Linked DNA regions of Mus musculus: region 2 is linked to region 1. The links are chromatin loops, found by intact Hi-C in ENCODE. Cell type or tissue: heart. All regions are shown on one strand. Links, peaks and the distances in the headings refer to the core of each region. The heading gives the core; the rest is flanking DNA.

Evidence for each region. Hi-C counts contacts between places; a loop is a spot of excess contacts. Peaks named below come from ENCODE experiments on the same cell type or tissue, not always from the same donor. Only the 100,000 strongest peaks of a DNase experiment are listed, where the experiment ranks them.
Region 2: a loop joins it to region 1, with 6 times the contacts of the local background. A loop is called at or near these places in 9 of 42 quality-filtered maps.

What each region holds. Positions count from the first base shown.
Region 1 is chr7:19,615,372-19,624,905 of GRCm38, forward strand. It overlaps Relb (avian reticuloendotheliosis viral (v-rel) oncogene related B), which reads right to left. Exons shown (of 12, transcript NM_009046.2): 3 at 7,555-7,563; 4 at 4,143-4,471; 5 at 2,391-2,548; 6 at 975-1,066; 7 at 188-319. Among named protein-coding and RNA genes, the nearest start is that of Relb, 9.3 kb to the right of the region's middle. In heart, for the core only: a CTCF peak has its summit at 3,849 (motif pointing left); a DNase peak (open chromatin) is centred at 3,830; H3K4me3 peaks cover 935 bases; H3K27ac peaks cover 499 bases; H3K27me3 peaks cover 2,406 bases.
Region 2 is chr7:19,499,027-19,508,560 of GRCm38, forward strand. Bloc1s3 (biogenesis of lysosomal organelles complex-1, subunit 3) reads right to left here and starts at 9,344. Exons shown (of 2, transcript NM_177692.4): 1 at 9,279-9,344; 2 at 6,778-8,584. The coding sequence starts at 8,575. The coding sequence ends at 7,988. In heart, for the core only: CTCF peaks have their summits at 4,627 (motif pointing right) and 7,503 (motif pointing right); DNase peaks (open chromatin) are centred at 4,843 and 8,455; H3K4me3 peaks cover 1,514 bases; H3K27ac peaks cover 1,165 bases.

The sequences.
Region 1 (9,534 bases), core at 800-8,799:
AGGGAAGTGGAGACCCCGCTCCCCTGAGACTGTGGGTACCGAGCCACTGTGTAAATGTAGCAAGCAAGAAGGAAACAGAAAGCAAAGCAAAGCCCACAATGATGTCCTGCTCATCCGAGCCACTGGCCCAGCGCTTTCCCATAGCGGTGACAGCTCAATCCCAAGGAACATGGCACCCTTGACTCACTCTTGTCGTAGACAGGCTCAGAGAGGATGGGGTCCATGCGGTGCAGATGTCCCTGCTGGTCCCGATAGGAGGCCTGGAAGCAGATCCTGACGACATTCATGTCGACCTCCTGATGGTTCTTCAGGGAGCCAGCTTGGAGAGAGCAAAGGGAGGCTGTGGTCAGCTGAGCTGCTGCAGGCACAGCGAGGAAGAGGAAGGGCGCTAAGGCAGGGTGGTGGAGGCAGAAGATGCAGTGTTCAAGGTTATCCTCAGCTACATGATAAGTTCAAGGACAGCCTGGTGTACGTTGAGACCTAGTCTCGAAAACCAAAATGAAAAACCAAATAAAGGGGTCAGTGAGATGGTTCAGCAGTGAAAAACACTCGCTGCAAAGCCTGAGGACCCGATTTCATTCACTGGAGCCCACGAGGAAGAAACCTGACTCTCGCACGGAACCCTCAGGACTCCATAGGCTTGCCCACACCACGCAAAACCCACACATATGCACACAAAATAAATACATACATGTAATATCTTTTAATTTCTTAGAAAAGAAGCTGAGAAGTGGTGGTGCATGCCTTTAAGCCCAGTGCTCAAGAGGCAGAGGCAGGAGGATCTCTGAGCTGAAGGCCAGCCTAGTCTACAGAATGAATTCCAGGACAGCTAGGGATAGACAGAGACACCCTGCCTTGAAACAAAACAAAACAAAACAAAAACAAAAACAAAAACACACAAAACACAAAACCAACCAAACAACAAAAACCAGCCACAAAGGGCTGGGGGCTAGGGAGACAAGTAGGACACTTACCATTGTAGGGGTCAATTCCCAGCTGGATCTTCCGCTCAATGGCAGCTTCAATTTCCTTCTTCCTAACACACTGGATGCCCAGGTTGTTAAAGCTGAGTGGGAGACAGGATAGGCTGTGAGGGATGGCATCCTCTTCACAGGACAGACAGCTGCCCAGATGCTGTAGGCACAACCCACGGAGGAGCACGGGCAAGACCTGGGACTTTCACCTCTCATGGGCCACCGGGGGTCATATTGTAGTGAGACCAAGACCTTGCCTTATTCTTACTGTGTAGAAATGCTAGCCAGGCTCCTTTATATAAAAAAAAAGTGCAAAGAAAGCCTGGATTCTCTGCACTTAGGAAGCTGAAGCCGGGGAATTTGAGGCTAGCCTATGTAACATAGAAAGACACTCACTCTAACCTAAGTAATTAAAAGGCTAAATGAGCCAGGTGTGGTGGTGCACGCCTTTAAACCCAGCACTCAGGAGGCAGAGACAGGCGGATCTCTGTGAGTTTGAGGCCAGCCTGGTCTACAAATCAAGTTCAGGACAATCAGAGCTATTACACAGAAAAACCTTGTCTCAAAAAACAAACAATAAAATAAAATACTCAATAAATGTCTGTGGCTATGCTCTTAGCTCTCAAGAGGTAGAGGCAGGAGGATCATAAATGTAAAGTCAGTGGGCATAGTGGTACACTCTTTAATCCCAGCACTAGGGAGGCAGAGGCAGGAAGATCTCCGTTCTAAGCAACAAGTATCAGGCCCGCCAGGGCTACATAGTGAGACTGTCAAAAGAAAAGGAAAAAAAAAAAAAAGTCATCCTCAGCTACACTAGTGAATTCTGAGGCTAGCCTGGCATATGTGCATTCTTGTCTCAAAAACAAAAACTAGGGTTCATTAGATGGCTCAGCAGGTAAAAGTCGTTGTCAGTCAGCCTAACTACCCAAGGTCAACCCTGGGAAGCCACACAGCGGAAGGAGAAAACTGAGTCCCATAAGTTGTCCTCTGATATGGGCATCTCAGTTAAGCTGGGTCTGGAGTCCACAGGCAGCTCTGATGACCCTCTGTCTCCTCGTCTACAGAACAAGATAAATAGAATAGGTATGAGCCCATCTGGTGGTACCTGCCTATGGAGACTGAGGCAGGAGGATCTCTAATTCCAAGTTAGTTCTGACTACGTGGCAAGACCCCATCTTAAAAGGCAAAACAGAGAGCAAATATGGAACAGCTGTGAATGAGTGCAGTCGGTTTTCAGAGCCGTGTGGTGTACACTACTGCATCCACACCTAACTTTCCCCATCCATCCAAGATGAGCAACAGGGAGGGTCTGGCTAAGATGCCCCATGACCTGGGCTTTCCCAGGTGCTGATGTTCACCTGTGGAATCTCCATGAGCAGAGGTGAGAAGCTGGGGTCAAAGGTCGGGGTCTGGTACCTGTGCCGGGGGCTGACGTGAGGCCGCAGCCGCACCCTGCAGACGCCGTCCGTGCAGTCTTTCCCCACGAGGCTATGTGGGTGTACCCGGTGTGGCCAGTCCTTCCACACCAGGCACGCCGTCACCTCCACCTCCCGCAGCCCGCCACAGTCTCGAAGCTGCAGGAAGACATGGGCTTGTTGGGAATTTGGTGGACCCCTGTCCCCATCCAGACTCCCTGGGCCTCCCTTGTTGCTAACCCCACCTCTTCTCCCTAGAAAACCAAGGAAAGGCTTAACATCACTAATCTATGCGAAGGCGGAACCATGCCAACAGTGGCCATGTAACCTTGCTGAGTGCTGTCTTTCCCCCCTACCTTCCTCTGTCTCTTCCTTCCCTACCTTCACCTGCTTTGTTGGATTTTTCTTTTAACATACTGTTTTTTGAGACAGGATCTCATGTACTCAGGTAACCCAAGTTTCCTCTTACTTGCTAAGTAGCCAGGCTGGCCTTGAACTCCTGATTTTCTGGCTCAGCCTTCCAGATACAACATTACAGGTATGAGCCACCTTGTCCCACTCTTCCTTGGATTTTGAGATAAGCCTCATATAACCCAAGATAGTACTGAGCTCACTATGTAGCTGATGAGTGAACTTGAGCCCTCAATCCCCCTGCCTCCACCTCCAGAGCATGACAGGCCTGTACTACTACATCCGGCACATAAAAAAAAATGTACTTTTTTTTTTTTTTTTTTTTGAAATAGGGTCTCACTATGTAGAGCAGGCTGGCCTCAGACTCATAGAGATCTAGCTGCCTCTGCCTCCTACGTGGTTGGATGAAAGGCCTGTGTCACTGTCACCAAGCATGGCAGATGTAGTCCTAAGAGCTGAGCAAACATAACTCAGTTTGAGAGAGAAAGATGGACATACAGAATCAGAGAGACGAGCTATCTCGGCAGGATGGCATACACTTGTATGTTAGGTGGAAGCCTAGCTTTGGGGGCTGAGACAGGAGGATCTCTTCGTGAGTAGCAGTGTTTGGGGTCAGCCTGGGAAACATTTGAAGATTCCAGTTCAAAAAACAAGCAACCACAACAAAAAAACAGGCCTGTAATTCCAGCTACTCACAAGCTAAAGAACGATAATAAATAAATAAATAAATAAATAAATAAATAAATAAGTGCCAACTTGCACAACAAGCATGTGACTCAAAAAATTTAAATCAGAAGGTTGGGGGCGTGGCTCAGTGGTAGAGCCCCTCCACTGCTTAACAAATACAAAAACCTAGGTTCAATCCCCATTGCTGAGAAAAATTCAGTAGAAAAACTGATTTCTTATTCAGTAGCCATTGGTGATGGGCGAGACAATAACCAGTCCCAAAAGACTCTCCATTTTGCTCTGGGTCTGTGTCTGAGCTCTGCTGGCCTGGTCTCTGAAAGGCCTAGTCTGTGACATCCACTTCACAGAGTGAGTGCTTCCCTCTAGTGGCGAAATGGGAGGTTGATGGTAACTTTGGATGGCGCGCCTTTGGGATCCAGATGCTAATTTGTCATTGGAACAGCCTAACATACAATATCATATAGTCTGTTGTCTTCGTTATCTTAAAGGGCCACAGTCTGTAATCCAGGATGGCCCCTCTATCATCCTGTCCCCCAGTCTTGGTTTTATAAGTGTGAGCCACCACCCCAGGCCCTTTTGAGGTTTGCAGATGGTTGGAAGCCCAGCAATCCTATTCCCGGGCACCACAGCAAGAGCACAGCAGCACAACACGCACCTCGATGGCGGGCAGGGTCTTGCTGGCTTCGGTGCTGCTCTCCCCGAGGATGCTGCCGGCCGAGCGGCCCTCGCACTCGTAGCGGAAGCGCATGCCACGCTGCTTTGGCTGCTCTGTGATGACCAGGTACGGCCGTGGGCACGGGCCGGGTGACACCAGCCTGCCCAGTGTGCAGCTCCAGGACGGCGTGGCCGGAGGCGGTGGTGCAGCAGGGCCCAGCGTGACGCTGCTCAGTGAGGCGGGCCCGCGGGGCACCAGGCGCGGCATCTCACTCAGCTGTGTCCCGTCCAGGCCAAAGCCGTTCTCCTTAATGTATTCGTCGATGATTTCTGCGCGACAAACAGAGGAGACCCGTGAGGCTGGGGAGGGACAGGGCTAGGCTCCTTTCCTGACTTCTCACGTTTTCCCTGCTTGGTTCTGCTTTTTTGTCTTGGTTTTGCTGGTGCTTGCTTTAATTTGGTTTTCTGAGACAGGGTCTCCTTGTGTAGCTGTGGCTGGCTTGGAACTAGGCAGATCTTGAACACACAGAGATCCACTCTCACCTGCTGGGATATAAGCCATACCCTGTACCGGACCCTTATGTTTTGCTTCATTTGTTTTGGTATTTTTGGTTGTTGGTTTGGTTTTTTTGGAGGCACGGTTTCTCTGTGAAGCCCGGAACTCCCAGAGATCCACCTGCCTCTGCCTATGAATGTTGAGATGAAAGGTGTGCTCCGGCTCACCCTTGATTTTCTTAAAGTTTTTTTCACTTAATTTTAGTGTGTGTGTGTCTGTGTTGCCTGCATATGTCTGTGTATCACTTGGAAGGACCCGTGCCCTCAGAAGCCAGAAGAGGGCGTCAGAACCTTTAGAATTGAAGTTAAAATTGGTTGTGAGCAGCCACATGGACACTGGGAATCGAACCACCGTCCACTGGAAGAGCAGCCAGTCTTCTCAACTACTGAGCTAGCTTTTCAATCTTCTAAAGATCTGTAAAAAGTATGTGTATGCACCTGTCTATACAGGGGTGTGTACCAACAAGTGTCCAGGTGCAGAGGCCTGAAGAAGGTGTCAGATGTCCTGGAGCTGGGGTTACAGGCCGTTGTGAGTCTCTCAACATGAGTGCTAGAAATCAAAGTCGGCTTCTCTGGGAGAATGGCTAGCACTTCTTTTTTTTTGTTTTGTTTTTTTGTTTTTCGAGACAGGGTTTCTCTGTGTAGCCCTGGCTGTCCTGGAACTCACTTTGTAGACCAGGCTGGCCTCGAACTCAGAAATCCACCTGCCTCTGTCTCCCGAACATGACTAGCACTCTTAACCATTGAGCCAGCTCTCCAGCCCCTCCCTCCCCTTGGCTTTTTGAGACAGGGTCTCACTGTGTAGCCAAGTTCTCCAACACAAGCTCCTCTTGTCTCTGCCTTTCCAGTGCTGCGAATACAGACAAGTGCCAGAAGGAACGCCACGCAGCACTCCCAAGGCTGTGCCTCTACTTCAAAAACATATTCACTTTTCCAGGAGGCGCCATCTGCCACTGTTGCTCCACCCACCATCTATCTCCCGATTGGACTAAGGCAGTTGCCAGTTTGTATTTGTGCATTTCACACAGCCAAAGGGATTTTGTTAATACCAACCCGTTTCTCTTTTGCGTAGAAGACTCCCATGGCTCCTAAGTCCTTGGCAGTAAAGACCAACAATTTCCTCACATAAACTTGCCTCAAATACAGATAGAGTTCATTAGTAGAATCTGCCTTACAATCCCCCAGTGAGGGGCTGGGGGCGTGGCTCAGTGGTAGAGCCCCTGCCTAGAATCCCCCAGTGAGGGGCTGGGGGCGTGGCTCAGTGGCACAGCCCCTGCCTAGAATCCCCCAGTGAGGGGCTAGGGTGTGGCACAGTGATATAACATTGCTTAGCATGGGGGCTGAATTTGAGCCTTGCCATGGCCTTCAGGGCAAGATCCTGTCTCAAACAAACAGAGGGCTGTAGCCAATTGGTAGATTGCTGGCCTGGCATGCACAGGGATAAAGCCCTGGGTTCCAGGTCAGCACCACATCCAATCCCAGCCCCAGGGAAGTAGAGAGATGAGGAGCAAGCATTTAAGAGCATCCTCAGCTAGATGGTTATTTTAAGGCCAGCCTGAGCTACTTTTTTTTTTCTTGATTTTTCAAGTCAGGGTTTTTCTATTGTAGCCATAGCTGTCTGGAACTCACTCTGTAGACCAGATTGGCCTCAAACTCACAGATATCTGCCTGCCTCTGCCTCCCAAGTGCTGGGATCAAAGGCGTGCGCCACCACCGCCCAACTTCAACCTGGGCTACTTGGAACCGTCTCAAAAATAAACAAAACCCTCCTTAAAGTCCATTCTCTCAGAAAAACAAAAAACCCAGCTGCACCCCTTATTTCTTGTACCCACCTAGCTTGGTGACCTTCAGGGCTGTGAACTTGTTCTTCCTCTCTCCTGGTTCCCAGCTTTCCCTCCATTCAACCCATTAGGCACCTCATGCTGCTGCCCCCTTCTGTGAAAGCCACACCTCTTTACCTTGCTCCCTTTTTCTTCCTGTCCCTTTATCTCTCTCTTTTTTTACTTTGTAGCCCAGGCTAGCCTAAAACTCACTATGTACACTATGTAGCTCAGACTGCACTCAAATTCTGCCTCTCTCTCATTGTCTTCTTCTTCTTCTTCTTCTTCTTCTTCTTCTTCTTCTTCTTCTTCTTCTTCTTCTTCTTCTTCTTCTTCTTCTCTTCCTCCTCCTCCTCTTCCTCCTCCTCCTTCCTCCTTGATTGGTTTGTTTGTTTGTTTGTTTTTTGAGACAGAGTTACACTTGCTCTGTAGGCCAGGTTGGCCTTAAACTCAGAGATCTGCCTGCCTGTGTGGCCTTGGTGCTGGGATCAAATGTATGCGCCACCCCACCCCACCCCACCCCACTCCCTTGGCTCAAATTCTCTTTGATCTTCCCGCCTCCAACTGTGAGTGTGGAGTTTCAGGCGCGGGATCTGATCTTCCTGCCTCTACCTGTGAGTGCAGAGGTCCAGGCATGAGATCTGGGCACGCCTGGCGGCACTATGTCTTCCCAGGCACTTCCATCTGCCAAGCCTCATCCTACCCTCCCTTTCTCCTGCTCAGTCTCTGTTCTCTTCTGACTCCACAGTCCACACTGTTAGCTCCTCCTCCATGGTAGTGATTTAGTTTTGGTCAAAGCTGGATTCTTGGTGCCTGGCACTGGGCCTAGTACAAGAAAGACCCCTGCCACCCATGAGTGAGCACCGGCCACAGAGGACAGAAATACAGATGGCTGCTGAGTGTGCTGGAGCTCCGAAGCATCCCTTGCTCAGATCCCCTCAAACCACACCAGAGCCCGCTCCCATCAAACAAGGTGTGTCCCAGCTTTACCAACGCTGGGACCCTCATCCTCCCAAACACCTGCCTTCTGATACTCACCCAATTCATCTGTGGAAGGAAGAGAAAAGAAAGGTGAAGGTCAGACACCATCAGACATGATATCTAACACAGATTCCCCCACCCTGTCCCCAAGGCAGACTTCCTGGGGCTTCCATCCCCAATCTTCTTAATCCCTTCCCGGGCTCTCCCTTCAGTTCTTAATGCTGGGGGCCCAAAAGAACTCAAGAGCATCCCCCAACACCTGCCATCCACTAAAACCCTCAGACCAGGATGATAGTGTTGCCAGGAACTTGTGGAACAGGGGGGAGGGGGAGCTGTGAGTGGATTTGGGGTGTGTATATGTGTAGCTGACAGACATGAGCAATTCTAAATAAATTCTGTACAGGTTCCATCCTGAAAGTCCACCCTGGGCCCGAAGAAACGGATCAAACCCTGGGTGCTGTCCACTCTGCACCCTAGCCTAGCTCCCAAAATCTCAGGCTCACCCCTACTTTGCAGAGGGGATGGATGGGAAGGAAAGGGCAGCAGCCATGCTACATACCTAGTGAGACCGCATCACTTCCCTAGTAAATATCAACAATGAAGTAGTGGAAACCAACCTCCCATCATTCCCCAGACAGGACTAGAGGAAGCCAGAGGAAGCAAATGGGTCCAGAAGTCACTCAGCAGGGAGGGTCACCCAACTGTTATTATGAAAGCTACTGGCTGGGGACTGAGCACACACTACCCCAGTATCTGCCAGATCCCTCCTCCTCCATTGCCTCCTGCCCTTCCTTTCTCCACACTCCCGGGAGTGGCTCCTGGCAGCCAGAACTTTGCCCCTTAGAAGGCAGCTTTCACATATCCTTATCTCCATGAGATCAGTAAATGCCAAGTTCCCTTCCAGAGAGATGGGGAATGCTAGGGCTTTGAGACCAGAGGGGACCTGACAAGACCAACCTCAAAATACTTTGTTTTGGAAAACCCTTCTTAGATAGCCATGCTGGATGAATCCAGAGATGCAGAGACAAACTTGAATTTCCAGGTATTGTGGCATGCGACTGTAATCCCAGCACTAAGATGATGAGGCAGGAGGACTGCCACTAGTTCCAGGCCAACCTGGGCTACACAGTGAGCTTCAGGGCAGCCTAAGCCAGACTAAACCTAAACTCAGGAAATTCTACTTGGGGCTCCTCAACAGACTCCTGGGAGCTGGGTGTGAGGCACCCCTTTGCCATCCTAGCTCTCAGGATGTTGTGTATGGAGGACTGTGGTCTCCCAGGCTTCCAGGAAACATGGCTTCCAGGCTGTGCATGCGGGCGGGGTCCAGAAGATCCCAACTTGCCTGTCATATGTCTCACTAAGACACACTGAGCTTGAGAACTGAATAGTGGGGACCATGCCTGCCACATTCTCACTTTACCCAGAGTTCAGCTTGTGTCTGGCACATCAGAAGGAAGGAATTTGTCCTTCCACCTGCCCTGTTCCATCAACCTGTCTCCACCCTACTTTTGAATGTCACTGACCTCCCCCAAGAACTCTTCACAGCCATCACTGCCTTTTATAATCGCACCTTTGTTTATAGACTTGCTTCCTTGTCTGGGTAGGAGCCCTGTAAGCACGGGGCTGGGACTATCTTGGTCACTGCTGTGTCCCCAGCAATGACCAGCACTGAGTCAGATGTAGAATTTGTACTCAATAAATAATAACCTAACAGATGCTATCAGGATCAACTTGTTGGGGACCTCAATGCTGTGATTCGGACTATACAAGCCTCAGCTCGCTCCTGTCCTGAACCAGCATTTGTGTCACTCCGGTCTCCAAAGCCAGCCCTACCTTTCTACACCTCTGAAACTCCCATTTTCTATACCTGCAACAGGCCTTCTGGTATCCACCCTGGGAGAAGTCTAGGCCTAGCCAACCACTGAAGCTACAGAGCTCTCACACTGATAAGATCCAGCTGCCTCTGTCCTTGAACTCTCAGGAGATAAGTTATGTTTCTTTTCTTTCTTTCTTTTTCTTTCTTTTTTTGATTTGTTT
Region 2 (9,534 bases), core at 933-8,932, 120 kb before region 1:
ACATGGCTGGAAAGGGCTAGGGGCTGGGGCTCCATCTATACAGAGCTGCCATCAGTAAGCCCTCACTCCTGCTCTGGAAGCAAGCCGAATGATACTTCTGTCCTCCAGCTGAACTTTGGCAAAATGTGCCTTAGCTTGTCACTGGGACCTTGGTAGAAGGTAGACAGGGTTTACGATTCCCTCAAGGAAGGAATTTTAGAAACACTTCCACTGTGTGCTTGTTGTTAGCACTCTGTCTGGACTCCACCCCACAGTTACCTGGCAACAGCCAGATAGGCCTGACCCACTATAAAAGGGGTTGCTTGCTCCCTCCTCCCTCTCTTGTTCCCTCTTGCTCTTCTCCTCTTGCTCTCACTCTGTCCCCTCACCCCTTTCCCATTTCTTCCCCCTTAACCCCTCTCTCCACAGGGTCATGGCCGGATTTCTCTACTCTCTCCTTCTCTCTGCCTCTACTACTCTTAATTCCCCTCCCCATGCCTTGAATGAACTCTGTTCTATGCTATACCATTGTGTGGCTGGTCCCTCAGGGAGAAGGGATGCCTCAGCATGGGCCCGCAGAGGCGCCCCCTTCCCTCATACCTCACCACACCTCCATAGAACATATCCCCTCCTTTTCTCTCTTTATCTTTATTTATTTACTTTTTAAAAAATTTTTTTATTTTTTGGTTTTTCGAGACAGGGTTTCTCTGTATAGCCCTGGCTGTCCTGGAACTCACTTTGTAGACCAGGCTGGTCTCGAACTCAGAAATCCGCCTGCCTCTGCCTCCCGAGTGCTGGGATTAAAGGCGTGCGCCACCACACCCGGCTCTCTTTACCTTTTTATAAACACATCTCTTGCACTAAATAAACAAATAAACACTTTTCCCTCCAAAATTGGAAGTGGACTTCCTGGGACTTTTTTTTGTTTTGTTTTGTTTGTTTTTTGCTGTTGTTGGTTTGTTTTGTTTGTTTGTTTGTTTGTTTCTGTTGTTATATATGTGAATACACTGCCATTATCTAAAGACACACCACGGGGGCTGGCGAGATGGCTCAGTGGGTAAGAGCACTGACTGCTTCTTTCGAAGGTACAGAGTTCAAATCCCAGAAACCACATAGTGGCTCACAACCACTCGTAATGAGATCTGACTCCCTCTTCTGGCAAGTCTGAAGACAGCTATAGTGTACTTATGTATAATAATAAATCTTTAAAAAAAAAAAAAAAGACACACCAGAAGAGGGCATCAGATCCCATTACTGATGGTTGTGAGCCATCACGTGGTTGCTGGGACTTGAACTCAGGACCTCTGGAAGAGCAGTCAGTGCTCTTAACTGCTGAGTCATCTTTCCAGCCCCAGCCTTCCTGTTTTGATCTAGAGTATTCCCCAATTTCCTATATGAGGGGGTGGGGGTGGGTATGTCACTGTTTAAACGCACAGAACCCTAACGACACTCCCTGAGCCCTACAGCACACAGTTGGAAGGAGGGCTAGCCCACCTCTCAGCTCTGGGAGGTATGCTTGAATTGAGGACTTTGATGACCCATACCCAGCTGAGGCTGGCCTCGAACCTTTCAAGTGTGGGGATCATAAGCATGAACTTCAGTGCCTGGCTTTGGCTCTGTTTTGTGTTTCACTTACTTATTCATTCCCTATAGGCTGCGGTCAGAGATGATTTCCTGTGGCCAGGTCTCTTCATCACGTGGGTCCCAGGCATCAAACCCTCAGCATCAGGTCTGGCTGTGCCTTTACCCATCAATGCTGCCCCCACCAAGCCTGTCTCACCCCCTTCCCCCGCTGTAGGAGCCCCCCCATTGAGCTGTCTCAGCCCCCCTTCTCACCCCACAAAAGGTCTCCCAGCCCCATCTACCCTTCTCAACTCCCCCTCCCCCACTCAAGTCATCTCAAACCCTCCTCCAACCCCTCCACCACACCCTCCACCAAACCATCTCAACACCCCTTCCCCCTCAGCCCTCAGCAGTATCATACCTCCCACCCCACCAAGCTGTCTCTTCCCCCCCAAGCAAGCCCTCTCCCCCACTGAGCCATCTCACCCCGTGCCCCCCACTTCCTATTTTCTTTCTCATTTAGTTTTATATAATTTTTTTTAAAACTTCCTTTTTGACCTCTGGGCTGTTTACTTCCCAAATACTTGCGGTGTTTTGAAATATCCTCTTGGTTTTGATTTCCGCTCTGGTAAGAGAAAATACTTCATGATATTGCAATCTTATAGAGCGTATGTAGAGCCATGGCTTGCTTTTTTTTTTTCTGTCTCTCGGTCTTCCAAATTTGGCCTTTAAATATTTGTGTTACATTTTCTTTTTGTTTGTTTGTTTGCATGTGTGCATGCGTGCATGCACATGTAGAGCAAAGGTCAGAGAGCAAGAGTCGGTTCTCAGCTTCCGCCATGTGGGACCCGAGGACTCAACTCAGGCCCGAGTGCTGGCAGGCACCTTTACTTAGAGAACCATCTCGATAACCCAATTAAAGCAGGAGACAAAATAGGATATTCAGACATACCGAAGGTTCAGGAACATATCCGCAGCTACAGCCCGTGGAATGCCACAGGAAGGCCTAGGGCAGGAGGAAAAAGCTACCAGATGGGAATGGGGGAGCCCAAGACACGGCAACCCAGTGAAGAAACACAAACCATATTCAGTCTTCCAATTACTTAATCTCTTTTATACAAGATTGATTATTTACTGAGAAACTCACGCCTGTTACCCAGCACTCAGGTGCTGAGGCAGGGTCAAGAGGGAGATGTCCTTGAGGGAGGCCCCGAGTCAGAGAACAGAGACTGTGGCCTCCATGTCCTGAGGTTCCCCTGCTCTGTGTGAGTCACTGCTATGTCCCTGTGGGTCATCTCTGATCAGTCACAGATGGAGCACCTAGAAGGTCAGAACCAAGGCCCTAGGGGGTGAGTCATAGCGTGAGGACCTGAGTTTGACTCCTCCCAGGAACCCACATAAAGTCAGGCCCAGGGCATCCGCATCCCTGAGGAGTGAGGAATACTGTGGTGGTGAGACCTGAGAATCCCCAGAGACTTTTGGCTCAGCTAACCTGATGTCCGCAGCAGCAAACTAGAGACCCTGTCGAAAACAAGGTAGAAATCAAGAACCAACACCCAAGGTTGTCTTCTGCTCTCTATCCACGCACTGTGGCACAAGAAGAGTACATACACAATCACTCACACACACACACACACACACACACACACACACACACCACACACACACTATACACACTCACACACATAAACACACATATATGCACAAACACACACATACACACAAACACATACATATAGCAACACACAAGCACACACATACACACAGACACAGAGACAATAGCACATACAGAAACAGGATACATACATAGACACAAACACACACACACTAATCTTTTAAAAAAATAGACAGAGCCGGGCGTGGTGGTGCACGCCTTTAATCCCAGCACTCGGGAGGCAGAGGCAGGCAGATTTCTGAGTTCGAGGCCAGCCTGGTCTACAAAGTGAGTGCCAGGACAGCCAGGGCTATACAGAGAAACCCTGTCTCGAAAAACAAAACAAAAACAAAAACAAAAACAAAAAACAGACAGTTGTGTAGTTGTCTCCAGCTGCTGCTCTCAGTGCACTCAGTAAAATGATTTTAAAAGACAATGTATCCTCCTAGGGCTGGAGAGACGACTCAGCAATTAAGAGCACTGGCTGCTCTTCCAAAGGACACTGGTTTGAGTCCCACCATGACCATAGACGTTCACAACCTCTGTAACACCAGTCTCAGGGGATCTGATATCCTTTTCTGGTCTCCTCAGGCATCAGGCATGCATGTGGAACACACACACACTCACAAAACACCACACAGAGAACATTTTAAAAACTAAAATAAGGCTGGGTATGGTTGTGCCACCTCGAAACCTACCACTCAGGAGGAAAAGGCAGGTAGATCTCTAAGTTCCACGCTAGCCTGGTCTACATATTGAGTTCCAGGATAGCCAGGGCTACTCAGAGAAACCCTGTCTCAAAAACAAACAAACAAACAAACATAGGCCGGGCATGGTGTTGCATGCCTTTAATCCCAGCACTCGGGAGGCAGAGGCAGGTGGATTTCTGAGTTCGAGGCCAGCCTGGTCTACAGAGTGAGTTCCAGGACAGCCAGGGCTATACAGACAAATCCTGCATCAGAAAAAAAAAAAATATATATATATATATATATATATATATGCATGTAGATGGAGTATATACACATCGTTATGTTATGTATGCATGTGATATGTGATATATATATATATATGTGTGTGTGTGTGTGTGTGTGTGTGTGTGTATGATGTAATAAAAATAAAACAAACCAAGACTTGTGGTGGCACAGCACAGGTCTATAATTCCAGAAAACAGGCGTAAATGACAAGGATCTAAAGGTTCTCCCCAGGGAGTTCCTGGCCAGCCTGGGATACATGAGACCCTGCCCTCGCCCCCTCCAAAATATATTCCAATAAAAATTTAGATCATCCACAAGCTCCAGGTGGCAGTACTGTCTCCCACCCTGGGTAAGTAATTTTTGAAAAAATGGAACCAGAGACTCTGAAGGGTCAGAACTAGGCTCAAGGTAAACGGATTTTCCCACAGGCAACAACAGTGTGTCTTCTCTGGATTTCCAACAGAGGGCAGCAGAGAGCCAGGGAGCAGCTGGGAACTTTAATATCACCTGGTCCTGGCTTAATCACACCCTGGAATCTACAGACATGCCTAGGGTGCTTGCTGTGTTCACTGTGCAAGCGAGGCATGCTGGGTCACTGAAGCCACCCAAGGAAGATCAACTCAGAGACACTGTGCCCACGCAGGAGATTGGCATGGGGCTGCCACCTGCACAGATGGGGCTACCTCGGGGCCTCTGATAGAAGATCTCCAAGTACCAGAGGAAGTTGGCAAGCATTTTGAGCAGAAGGGATAGAAGTGGGAGGGTTTGGGCTCTCAACCCCACCCCTGTCCCCACCTAGTACTACCCCTAACCTGTAGCCCCAGCTACATTCCTGCACTGATAAGGGGTTCTGCCTGTGGCCTGGATCCACGCAGGTCCTCACCCTGTCCAGCCTCAACCTCTGTATGTGCGTGTGTGCATGTGGATGTCAGGGCTGGCTGCTGAGTGTCCTCTTCTGTTACCCTGCACTGCCTTGCTGTTTTGAGATGGGGGTCCCACTGAATTGGACACTTGCCTTTTCTGCTAGGCTGGTTGGCCAGCAAGCTCTCAGGATCTTCCTGTCTCTGTCACCCCCAATTTGGGTTCCAGGCATGCGCAGCTGTGCCTGCCTTTGTTCTTGGGGATTGGACCCCAGCTTCACCTGTGTCCAAAGCAAGAGCTCTTAGCCACTGAACCATTTTCTCAGGACCCTCACCTTTGTTCTTGACCAACCGAGTACCCTGGGTTTTGTCTATCTCCCAGAGGGATGGGTCACGCCCATAATCAATCCAGCACTAGGAATGCAGGAGGACTGTTGAGGCATTTATTGTCATGACGGAAAGTGGATGCAGGGAGGAATGTCTGGGAAGGAAAGCTTACTGGCTACATCCTCCAGGCCTTTAGGAACCTTGTTAAAAATGGAGATCTGTCTTGTGCCTACTTGACCACAGGTCACAGCCTTTACGAGTGGAGGGGCTTGGGCGTTCCCCTTACATGACTGATGGTCACAAATCTATGGGGGTGGGGCTGCTGCTAGTGACAGGCCTGGTGCCCTGGAGCAGGTAAACCTCCTTAGGTCCCTTCAGGCTCTCCTCGGCTTCTAGCCTTAGCTCAGCCGGGGACCATGGTACCTTTCAAGGTCCCATGCTTTATGGAGCAAGAGTGTGGGGTTAAGAGCAGGAGCAGCCCTACTGGAAGGTATGCATGCAGTAGGGATGGCTTGTGTGTGGCTGTGTACATGGAGCCCCCTCTCTGTCCTTTCTTGGTCTGTGTACATCTACCCAGTCCCTGACACAGGTGGAGTTAGGGCAGAGTTGTAAACAAGTGCTTGTGAAGAGTGGCTGGACCCTCAGGTGAGGTGGCACAGCCTCCTTATACCCCCTTCTTCTAGGGAACTCAAAGGTCAACAAGTCCTTTCTGTGGTGGCCTTGTGCCAGCGGCACAGCAGAGCTTCGGGAGAGGACAGCCTTGCACATCACCTGTCACATACAGGCCCTTACATGCACATACACAGCTCCTGACATCTGCAGACAGATCTGCACATCCAGGCACACCTGAGCCCACAATACAGTCACACCTGCATGCATGCAGACACACCTGTTTATACACAGGAAGCTCTACACACATGCAAGCACACGTGCTTACACACACACATGGACACACCTGAACATATAGGCACACCTGTATACAGCACACATACTGGGTAAACATACCTGCAAGCACACACATATGTGCACACAATTTTTTTCCTTTTTTAAAACTGAGACAGGATTTCTCTGGGTAGCCCTGGCTGTTCTGGAACTTGCTCTACAGACCAAGCTGGCCTCAAGCTCAGATCTGCCTGCCTCTGCCCAGCCAGTGCTGGGACTGAGGTGTGTGCCACCACTGCCTGACATGCACCAGTTACATGTTTTGTTTTTGAGGAGGGGAGGGGTTTGGTTGGATTTTTTTGAGGTTTTGTTTTGTTTTTTGAGCTGAGGACCAAACCCAGGGCCTTGCACTTGCTAGGCAAGAGCTGTAACCCTGAGCTAAATCCCCAATCTCCACGCCTAATTACCAATAAAAACCCTGACTCTAGTTGATGTAAAAACAAAATAGCATATCAGCTGATAGTTAGAATCAAGAGGGTAAATTTTTTAATAATTTATTTATTATATATAAGTACATTGTAGCTGTCTTCAGACACACCAGAAGAGGGCATCAGATCTCAATACAGATGGTTGTGAGCCACCATGTGGTTTCTGGGGTTTGAACTCAGGACCTCTACTTTCCAGCCCCACCCCACCCCCCACCCTGGGTAAATTTTTAAAGGGGACACAGGCATCTAAGAATGTTCTAGTTTGACCGGGCAGTGGTGGCACACGCCTTTAATCCCAGCACTTGGGAGGCAGAAGCAGGTGAATTTCTGAGTTTGAGGCCAGCCTGGTCTACAAAGTGAGTTCCAGGACAGCCAGGACTACACAGAGAAACCCTGTCTCAAAAAACAAAACAAAAACAAAACAAACAAACAAAGAATGTGCTTGTTTGTTTCTTTTGAAGCAGGGTGGTCCTAGGAATTGAACCCAGGGCCGCCCACACTAAGCGTACACGACACCACTGAGCTACAGTCTCACCCCACCACCCGAGCTCCCTTCCACATAAGGTCACTGAATCCTCATTAAGACAGAGACAAAAGGAGTGGCCAAAAAGACACCCAAAGAGCCAAACCCAAAGAGGCAAAAAGAACCTGTTATCCTCGAGGCCCATAGAGGTCAGAATCCAAGTCCTTTTAGCATCCAGAAAGAGACACAGTGAGTGGTAGATTTGTATTTGTGGTGTCATGTCTCTATAGCGATCAAAACACCAGGAGGCGCTGCCCCTGACACAAAGGCCTAAGAATTAGGGTTACTACCCAGGCCCTAGGTTGGTCTGCATTTGGCCACAGCGGTCGGTAAGAGGGATATGTGTAAGAGGAAGGTATCCTCGGGTCAGGAGTGATCATCATTTAGGGATGTAAACTAGAGAGACACCACTACCCCCCAAAGCCTAAATTCAGAAAGGCTCAACAAAAGAAAGCAAACCTCTGGCTTTGCCCAAGAGTAAAGCTGAATTTAGGAAACAGGACCAGAATGGATAGGGGCTAAGCTACTTGATAGCCACAGAACCTGGGTTGGGGAGCCCGGAATTGTGCTAAGAATATCAAAGAAGATGCGAGGATTCGGCTTCTGTCGGCATTGATCAAATGCTACCACGCATTGGAGGCCTCGGTGATCCAGGAACAAAAACAGAGTCAGATGCCACAGGTGGTACGAATGTTCACCAAGAGGCAGAGTCAGGTGGGGGGACACAGAGTGACAGCCTAGGCTCTAGGTCCCGGGTCCTGCTCGGGCTCCATACCAGGGACCCCTCGTATGTCCGGCAGCAAGCGACAGCCAGCCACGATATCCAGGCGCTCGGCGAGCGCGCAGAGGTCCCCGCGCGCCAGGCGCACGCTGTGGGCGGCTGCCAGCCCGGTGGCCTGAGCAGCCGCCAGCCTCCCCGCCAGGGCGGCCACATCGCGACCCGCACGGCGGTACACGCCGCTCACCGCAGCCGCTACGTCGTGGTCCAGGCGCGTCTGGCTCTCAGCCAACCGGAGCTGCAGCAGCGAGCGCGCAGGCGCCATGGCAGGGGTCTCCTCCGTGCCCCAAGTCTCCGCCGGATCGCGCTGCACCACGAGCGGGGGCAGGTCGACCGGCACAACCGTGGGCTCGGGCTCAGGCTCCGAGTCGGTCTCCGCCGCCTCCCCGGCCACACGCAGCCCCGTGGGACGGCCGCGCGTAGGGCCCGAGGGACCCAGGTATAGTTCCTCCTCGGACGAGGATGCAGACAGCTCCGAGTCGGTCTCCGCAGCTTCCCCAGGTACCACTGTCCCCGGCCTTCTCCGCCGACCCTGGGATGACTCCATGGCACGGAGCTGGAGAAGAGGAATTGAGCGGACGTGAGGTCCCGAGTCCCAGCCCCTTCACCGCCATCCCCAGCGAGTCCTGACTTGGGCCTCAGTTTCCTCGTGTACACATGGGTTGGAATTGTGCACCTCTGTATCATTTGTGTGCACACCGGGGACATCAAGGACCGTCCAGGCAAAGCCTTAGAACTAGGTCACACGAGATGGCTCAGCTGGGAAAAGGCACTTGCAATCAAACCTGACGCCAAGAGTTCGAACCCAGGGACCCACATGGTGGAAGAAGCGAACTGAGGCCCGTACAGTTGTCCTCTGAGCTCTACACGCGTGCTAGAGACGCACGCGTATATATACATTAACTAATATAAAATAATAATAATGACTTTAATTCCCAGCACCGGAGGAGAGGCAGGAAGATCTCTGTGAGTTCGAGATCAGCCTGATCCTCAATAGTGCCAGGCCATCCAACATTACATACATAGTGAGAACTTGTCTCAAAATAATACTGACAATAATAAAGTAAGTTTTAAAAGCTTTGTAACCAAGAGTTCCCAGAGTCCCACCAGCACAGGCCACACCCTCCACTGTCCTCCTGGCCAGCGAGCACTTGGCCGCAATAGGCACCAGGGCAAACAGAAAGGACAGCCGCCCGAGGGGACCCTTAACAAGAGCCACCGACACCAGAGTCCCGGAAGGAAGGCCATACCGGGTCTCCGAGGCTCCGAGCCCAAGGGGTCCGCTGCCTGGCGGAAGTGAGCCGGTCTCTCGCAGCGTCACGTGAGCCGAGTTATGGCCAATAGGAAAGCGGTTAGACAAGTCGCTTCCGTAGTGTGGGTTTATTTATTTATTTGCTTATGTATTTAGGAAAATTCCGTTTGACGCGTAAATTTATTTTTTTTAATCTTGGACCCTCACAGGAATCAGAGACTCAGCCAATTGGATGTCCGAAGACTCGGGAGCAG